Linked DNA regions of Homo sapiens: region 1 is linked to region 2. Evidence: chromatin contacts called from ENCODE Hi-C or POLR2A ChIA-PET data. All regions are on one chromosome and are shown on one strand. Each heading gives the region's core, a stretch centred on a gene start or an enhancer-like site at or near the end of the contact. The rest is flanking DNA. Distances are from core to core; before and after follow the strand shown.

Region 1 (4,357 bases), core at 1,242-3,741, 110 kb before region 2:
GGAATATTAATAAAATTAATATTAACCCACAATGCATGATGGAAAAGGCAAATTGTAACGAAATTGCTTTGAAAAACATAACATCACCATTTGAAACAACTCAACCTTTTTAAGAGATTATTTCCAACTGCATTTACAAAAAAAAATCCTTGTCACACATACCCATATGAAAACAAACTCTAAGAATACAGAAGGAAATTATTCTCAAACCATAATTCAACATGGTGACATTACAATTATTTCTGGGTGTCAATAAGCTATTTTCCTTCCACTGAACACCCCCCAGAATTTAATTTTTTAAAAAACTTTTGAAGGCAAGTAAAGTGTAATTTTAACACTTTTGTTCTAATATGAAATCAAACCACAATTTTATATATAACCATAGTGTGAATTAAAGGAAATAGGTAAGCAAATAATTGCGTTTAGAGAGGTCACCATTACTTCACAGTCACTGTTTTCACTAAGTAGCTACTGGAACCACACTCTTCAACAAAACTGTTAATCTAGAGTCTACAAACATTCAAATCACCAGTTTTAGCTCTTCAGAGTACTTTTGATTATTGTAACACCATTATCACAACTTTTTGCAACAATGCTCACTGAGAATTAAAATAAAGGTGATTCTATTGTCAATGTGTCACCATATATAACAAATACTGATCTTAATGTTTTATGATATACAGGTGTGTGTTTATGACATTTAATATAAACTAATCTAAATCAGCATCTGCTTTAGTGAAAACTCTTGATTCCCTAAAACAAAAGTTGTAATTTACAGAAAAAGAAATGGAGACTGAGCTCTCCAAAAATACACACACACACACACACACACACACACACACACACAGTACATACAAAAGCCATAAAGGCACAATGCAGTCATTTTTATCCTCACTTCCTAAATTCATATTAAAAGAAATGTCATTTTTGTATGTTTAAAAAAGAACTATTTTGTTTACCTTTTCCACAGACTGTTCAAGAACTGCCAAGGTAACACAGATTCTAAAACTGACAACTAGAGTACTTAGCAGTTGCCAAAACAACACAGCTGGATTCTTAAAGGGAAAGTACTCTTGGGTAATGTACACCTAATTACAGCTTTAGAGAACCTCCTCTTCATATAGTAATAGATGATACAAGACACATGGGAAACATACTGTGCTAAAAACCCGAAAAAATGTTAAGACAATGTTTGTTTAAAAATACATATGCTATTGTTAACACATCACAGCAGGCCTTTCTAATAGGGCATTTATTGGAATCCCAATCTCACTGTAAACTAAAACGCAGGTTAACACTATGTTATATTCAAGCTACACACGGTTCCCTGCTGGACCATAACAGGAGGCTCGCTTCACAGCTCCGGAATCTATTTCGGATGTGAGCAACAATTCTATAGTTACACTTTTAAAGAAAAACTGTTTTCTTATTCAGGATTGCTCACCTTTTCCAAACTTGTTTGCACTATCTCACTTACTTTAACCCTCACAGCTCAAAGGCATGAAATCGAGCCAAAAAGCAAAGTTTCTAACACAAAAAATATTTTCTGCGAGCTGGGATCTAGCCGGATGGCAGGGGTTCAGCCAGCGGTTCCCTGTGCAGCCCCTCTGTCCCCGCGACGTCTCCCCGCACGATCGGGCGTCCGCAACCGCAGGTGTCCGCCCCAAACACCGACCCCGCCACTGACATCTACACACTCACAGAATTCGTACCTAAGCGTTCCACCCCGTTAGACCAATCTTCTCCCAAAGCAGAAGTGGGGGAACTTCTTCAAGTCCAACAGGGCAGAAGGCCCCCCGCACTTGGGGCTAATCCCTTCGGGGAGACCCCCGGGCTTGGAGGGAAAAGGGGAAGGAAAGGGCCCTCAGAGCGCACCTTCTCCGGGGTCTCCCGAGAACTCCTTCAACTTTCAAGGAGGCGACGTCCACCACCGCCCCCCGGCCCCAAGGGGTGCGCGCCCGGGGAGGCTGCTCGCCACCAGCCCGCGCGACTGAGCTCCCCTCGGCCCGCCCAGCCGAGCCCCATCCAGCCCCACCGGCCCGCCCTCAGGGCACCCCGCCCCCACCTCCCCGGGCGCCTAGCTCCTCAGCGCCGACCCCGACCCGACCACCCCTCGCCGCCTCCCAGCACCCTACCCGCCTCCCAGCACCCTACCCGCCCCGCCAATGCGCGAACGCGACCCTGGCCCCCTCCAAGCCGGACACGGCCTCGTCCAGGGGTCCCCGGAGCCCCCCGGGCGACCCTCTCGGCCGCGCCGTCCCCCGCCCCAGCACCTCCACCCCAACCCCTACTCGGTCCCCTAAGCGAGACGCCGCCCCCCTCCAGCACTACCGGCGTCGCGGACTGAGCCCCGCTGCCCGCGGCCCTCACCGTATCTCCGGAGCAGCTGGCGGGCGCGCACACGCCGCAGCCCGGGCCCGCCACCAGCGCTTCGCGCCGCCCGGAGCCGCCTCTTTCAGCCCGGGACTCGCCGGGACATCCGCGCACGGATCCCCACACCGGGGCTATTTTTAGGAGACAAGCCTCGGCCAGACCGGAACTCGTTCTGTGCTGCGCGTGCGCACTACCTCCGCCGCCTCGGTGTCCCTCCGCAGCCCTGCCTCCCCTCCCTCCTGGGTTCCCTTCCTCGCTTCTCCCCATCAGTTTCTTTTCAGGACTGAATTATCCTCTCGGTGGGTTCTAGAGTAATTGGAATGGGAAAGACAAGGGTAGGGCAAAGAGAGTCACGGTGCTTGGAAGCGGGCGCTATTCCACAAGGACGTGGGGGCGGACTATGTTTTTCCGGGTGGGTGAGGAGACGATCACCTGGCACAGGAAGAAGATGACGGCGGCTTGGCGCCGGGGCCGCGGGTTGGAGCTCGCTTTCCTCTGAAGGACCGTGTTCCCCTGGAAGGGATACTGGTCACTTGATGAGGGCCCGGGCGCCTCCCAGGGCGGGGCGGCCCGGCGGCGTCGCGCCCTGCCGCCCCCGCTCCGCCGCTCAGCCGCCGCCACCTCCCTGACCAGCCCCCGGGAGCCCAGGCCGGGAGCGGCCCGGTGACGCGGCGCGTGGCAAATCGCCGCGCGTGGCCTCCAGGGCAGCCAACCCGGGCGGTGGGGCGGCGCGGCGCGACGGGACTGGGCGGGGCTCCCGGGGCGGGGGCGGGGCGCGAGGCCGGCTGCCGCCCGGAGTCCGGGGCCGGGCGGGTCCTTCGGGACGCCCGGGTCAGCCTCCTCCCTCCCTCCCTCGAGGCGCCCTTGGCCTCCCCGGGTGTCGGCTCGCCACGCCCGCATTGTGGCCAGGGCCGCACCTGTGCTCGCCCCGGGGCACGGGCAGGTCACCCTCAGGAGCAAGCACAAGGGGACTCTGGGACCCGGGCCCGGAGAGAAAGGGACTTGAAGGGGTCTCGAGGGCGAGAAGGCCCTTTCGGACTGGACAGCCGAGCTCCCCAGGTCCCAGGACAGTAGCAACCTCCTTATCGTGACTTAATAGTTTCTAGGATGCCTGGGGCGGTGAACTATGTGATGGACATTTTGCATATGACAGCTTATGTAATACTTACAAGGCCCCATGAAGCAGATTCAGTTTCTATTCCCATTTTACAGATGAGGAAAGGGAAGCTGAGCGCTAAAGTGACCTGTCAGGGTCACAGCTTCAGAGTAGGGCCCTGAGGACTTGAACTCCTGACCACTCTGCATGTTGCCTTTTCTGAGATAGGTGCAAAGGGGATAGGCTTGGGACAGCTGTTGTGTTTTCTGGGGCTACTGATTATGTTTATCGAGGTCTTTAGGAGATGAGCCATTGTTGGCCCTCTCATCCTGAAAGCCGCTCACCTCTGAAGAGTTTTTCGGGGCCACAGTGCCTGCATGTGCCCCCAGAGGTGCCTGTGTAATGGACACGAAGCCAAATGGTTGTTTGCATTTGAAGATGAGAAATTCAATCCCGCAGCACTTAAAACAAAGTGGTTGGGGTGGGTGAGCAGATGAGCAGAGGCTGTGAGTGGAGGAACTGGGAAGTTACAAAGGAAGCCAGAGACTGGCTGGCTTCCTCCCTCAAGGACAACGGGGCAATGTGCTGGGGAGAGCCCAAAACAAAGGCGGCACATAGACAGCAGACGCCAGAAAATAAACCTGGAGCTCTGCTCAGAGCTCCACAACACCAGTGTTCAGGGGAGCCAGCAAAAGGAACTGCAGGGAGGTTTTTAAAACATGTCAAAATGTGGTGTAAATCAGCAAGTCATGTGGAAATGCATGCTTTTTAACCTGCCAGAAGCTGCAGAGCCGGCTGGATTTGGCTCTTCTGCTCCAAGAGGACGAGAAGAGTTTAATACTTATCCTTTAAAACTTAGGGTCTGGAGTGGGGGCACAGTGATCAGTG
Region 2 (4,315 bases), core at 1,262-3,761:
TTCTCCCCCACGGGCCCTGCCCACCTGCCCTCTCTCCCTGCGGAGAGGGGCCTCCCCTGGGGGCCCTCCACTCCTGCCAGCCGAGCTCCTGGGCTGGCGAGTTCTCTCTGTGCTCAGGCCCCAGACGGAACACCTTCTGATAAGATTCCCCAGCCCGCTCACGGCTGCCCACCCACTCCAGCCAAGTGTCACGGAAGGAATGTGGTGGCAGCTGGGCCCGAATCACAAGACAGAAACTCCCAGGACACGTAGGTCAAGCCAGGAAGTGCCTCCTGAAAGGGAGAAGCCCGGACAGGCCGTGCATGGGCGGGGGCTCAGAGGAAACCAGCGCCAGTGAGTCAGCCTGCAGTTCTGTTGGACAGAGTGTGGGCTGCCAGAGAAAACAAATTCCTCCAGCAGGTTTATCTCCTTGTGGAGGAGGCCTAATCAGCAGCACGAAGTGGCAAAGGAGGGAGGCCATATGCTCCTGACCTGGCTGAGCTGCCCATGCCCGGATTAGCTGGGTCAGCCAGGCCGAGCGCCTGGTTCCAGGATGGAGGCTCGCTTCTGGTGGGTCCTGGGTAGGGCAGAGGCCCCCGTACCAAGCCAGCCAGATCCATCCCATCCTAAACCCTCCAGGGGGATGGAGCTCCAACAGAAATGAGGAGGGGCAGAAAGGAGACAAATGAAAGCAAATGTGGGTGCAGAATTTCTGAGGTGCCACAGGAAACTTTCCACAGCCACATGCTGTGCTTTCAGTGGGAAATGTGTTAGGCTTGGCAATGCCAGGGAGGGCCACAGTGCAGGGGAGGTGAATGGTGGCTTCCGGATTTGTGCAGCGCACACTCTGCCCTGCCATCCCCGGGGCCCTGGATGGAAGGTCACAATTCTTTATCTATATGGCTTCAGTGATGTTAGGAGAGGCACATTCCCATCCTCAGCAGGTGCATTTGGAGAATCCATAGCACCTAAGAAAACAGGACAGGTGGGCCCTGCTCAGTGGAGCAAGTCACCTGCCCCTTAACAAGGACCACATGTAACCACCCTCAGTTCTTCCTCCACTCCTGCTTCCTTCTCCAGGGGTTCTCAGAGTGTGGCTCCCAGTCCGGCAGCACCAGCACCACCTGGGAACTTGATAGAAGTGCAAATTCTTGGGCCCTCCCAAGACCTGCTGGATGGGAAACTCTGGGGTGGGGCCTAGTTGTGTGTTTAATAGCCTCACCCCACCACCTTCCCCCAGGAAGAAGCATCTTTCTCCCCTACGCAGCCTGGGGACAGGCAGCTCTGGCCTTGGAATCACTAGGGGAACTTTTAAAAGTGCCCGTGCCTGGGTCTCACCCCTACAGATTCAGATTTCTCTGGTCTAGGTTTTAGCCTGGGCATCAGGATTTTTGGCTGTTTTGCAGGCTGAAAGTGCTTCTGTGTTCTGGGGTGCTGGGCTCAGGGTCATCACCTGGAACCACGAACCATGAGATGGAGGCTTGCACTTGACACCTTGCAGGTCTGACCCTCATGCCTGGGGAGACAGCTCAGCTCAAGAGAGGTGCTTGTCTTCGGCGTGCACCGGAATCATGCCTGGGGAGAGAGCTCAGCTCAAGAGAGGTGCTTGGTCTTCGGTGTGCACCAGAATCATGCCTGGGCTGTGAGGGGGGTGCCCAACCATGCAGATTCCTGGGAATCTTCCCCAGACATCCCAGTTTGGTAGGCCTGGAGTGGGGCTGGGGAGTGTGCATCGTGAGCAATGTCCTGGGTGATTCTGATGTGTGCTCAGGGATCTTCCCTTTGAGAGCCACAGAACAGGGACATCTGAATGAGGTTCTGCTTCCATCTCTACCACTCACCAGCCACAGGCCCCCAGCAAGCCCCTTCACCTATGGTTGCTTTGTGCGTAACTTGGGGAAAACAGCAGCCTCCCTGGACCCCTCAGCACAGTCCTGAGACCACATGGATCTGGGCAAGACTGGCCGCTGTGGATGGCAGGACAGACAGAAGGAACTGCTCGACTGTCCTCCGGCCACCTACAGTTGGCCTGCGTGGAAGGAGTAATACTTACTGAGACTGCCCAGCAGAGGTGGCGAGTGTCGTGGCCGAAAGACCAGGCCCAGAGTGCGTGGGTGCCACTCGCAGCTCCCAGCAGCCGCAGGGAGGGGGCTGTGGGTCCCAGGCAGGCTTTGGGGTGCAAGGCAGGAGAAGGGGCAGGCCCTGAGGTCCCAGGAGCTGGATCTGAGACCAAGAGGCTGCAGGCGCCAGGGAGCTCCTGTTTTCTGATGGGCTTCATGACCTTTGAGACTTCAAGTTCTGTTCAGCTGCCCCTGACCACAGCCGACCACAGCCACTGAACCTGACAGGAGTTTCGTTTTCTTATAGAGCAAGTCCAGAAGCAGGCAGGGCTGGTGGAGCCACATGAGGAAGTGCTGGGGATCCAGGCTCCTTTGAGCATCCGGCTCTGCCATCCCAAGCATAGACTCTGTCCTCAGAGTCGCCAGATGGCCACCCCCAGCCGGACTCCGCTTCTGCATTCAGGCAGGAAGCAGCGAGGAGACAGGGCGGTGGCTGTGTCTGGAACACCACACTTCCCCAGGCGTCCCGGCACCCTGCCACGTGCAACTCACTGGTCAAACTGGATCCCCTCCAGGTCTCAGCTTGGGGGAAAGCTGAGAAATGTGGCTGCCTGGAACAAAAACCAGGTGGTGAGGTGGGAGGTGGAGGCGGGGCAGGAGCGGAGTGGGCTCCTGTCTGGTCTCAGTGGACTCGATGCTCCTTGCCACCTTGGCCACACACAGCAGGGTCACAGTGACCCCACTCCCAGATGGCCACCGGGCAGAACAGGGCCTCCTGCTTCTCGACACTGGACTCACAAAGCCTATAACATATCCCCTGGCTAGAAAGAGCTCACTGAAGTCATCACAGCCAAGCAGTGTGACCTGGGATGCGTCTCTGTGCCCAAGAGCCATGGTTCCCCTGACATTCCCGACTACCCGTGGTGCTTCTAGGAATCAAGTGAGGATACGATTGTGAGAACAACTGAAGGGTTAAAAGGCTGGTAGAAGTACAGAGGATGAAGCCCTGACTCAACCATTGCCCACCTCCCTTCTTCCTCATCATCCCTCAATTCAGACCTAGGTAGGATTTGCCTCTGACCAGGTAGGATTTGCACTCTCACCCTCTTCAATTCTGTTGCTACCACGGGGCGCTCGTGTCTCCCTCCAGCAGTCACTGGCTCTGGAACGAGGGTCCGATGTCTCTGTGTCCCGCACACCGCCAGGCCCTGCGATTAGGTGGCAGGGCCTCTGCCCTGCTCCAGGCCGCATGGGTGTCTGAACTTGGCCGTCTCGTGGCCTTTCTCAATTAGCATTTCTTCACCTGTACAGAGGAGATAATAATGTTGCCTCAACCCAGGTGGAGGCTAGGAGGAAAGGCAAACAAAAGACCTAGCAATGGCAAACCTAAACAGCCCTGGAAATGCTTCATAATCAAAATGTTTTCTCCCTCTTTTGAAAGCAGAAATGGAGGGAGCATGTGAAGGATGGACAGAGGGGAGATGGGTCACTGCTTCCCTGGGCAGAAGGAGAGAGGAGGAGGAAAGGGGGAGGTGGGTTGCTGGAGGCAGGTCGGGAGGGGGCTGGGAGCAGCCCCTCTGTGAGGCTGTGAGGTGCATGAGAAGGGACCGGGTGGCCAAGGGACACTGCCACTCCACTCAGCAGGTATGTGCTCCAAGGCATTGTGTTACTACATGATTTTCAGGACACTGAGGGTGAGATGTCCCTCTCTGGGCTCTGCATGGTGGCCACCAGCTTCATAGGGGTGCTGGATGGGAGAGGACCGTGGGCATGACTCAATTCCACTTATTTAGGGGCAAGGAGGGCAGAGAGTGTCTAGAACCTCTGAGCAGGGAATTTGGGTTGCCACAGTGATCAGAGCCCCACTGCTGGGGCCTCCTCCTGGGGTGACCTGGAGGTTGTCCCAAGACCCTGCCTTCACCTTCACAGCCAAGAGGTTCAAACGGGGTTCATGAGACAGAACCGGCCTTCTGAAGGAGGACTCCAACGTCCTCTCCTCCCAATGCACAGTTTCATTCTTGGTTTTATAATGGCAAGTCTCTGGGTGCACAGGCTCCTGCAAGTCGGGCTCTGAGCTTTCTGGCTCGTCACAGGGAAGTCATAACCTTTCCACAGACACAGGTGTCAGCGTTCCTTTTGCACATCCTCTAGCTTAGGGGGAAGGAGCGGGAAGCTGAGGCTGAGGCTTGTGATTATGCAACCAGGAAAGGGCTGCTCTAGTGCCGAAAATAAGGGTTTGGAGCTCTGCTCTTAGACAGAAGGCTCAAGGGGCGGGG

What was found. Hi-C counts contacts between places; a loop is a spot of excess contacts on that map. ChIA-PET counts read pairs that join two places held with the same protein, here RNA polymerase II (POLR2A). Pooled maps may share reads with other maps.
Region 1: a map of heart right ventricle shows a loop between it and region 2 (13-fold over the local background). The contact joins the promoter of MEF2A here to the enhancer-like site in region 2. A Hi-C loop is called at or near these places in 34 of 168 maps with a recorded cell type or tissue (B cell, CD14-positive monocyte, CD4-positive, alpha-beta memory T cell and 16 more), 21 of 37 single-sample maps with no recorded cell type and 34 of 50 pooled maps. POLR2A ChIA-PET finds 5 or more read pairs at or near these places in 12 of 52 experiments (A549, AG04449, AG04450 and 9 more).

The regions. Positions count from the first base shown.
Region 1 is chr15:99,564,118-99,568,474 of GRCh38, reverse strand. MEF2A (myocyte enhancer factor 2A) reads right to left here and starts at 2,491. Exons shown (of 12, transcript NM_001319206.4): 1 at 2,371-2,491. RefSeq lists silencers at 1,991-2,040, 2,881-3,320 and enhancers at 1,220-2,193, 2,194-3,169.
Region 2 is chr15:99,451,112-99,455,426 of GRCh38, reverse strand. No RefSeq gene overlaps it. Among named protein-coding and RNA genes, the nearest start is that of LINC03080, 18 kb to the right of the region's middle. RefSeq lists an enhancer at 2,190-2,499. Within about 2 kb of position 2,511, at least 26 of the 41 ENCODE cell types and tissues checked have a DNase peak (open chromatin) inside an H3K27ac peak, as active enhancers do; they include B cell, CD14-positive monocyte, ascending aorta and 5 more, where a contact is called at or near this core.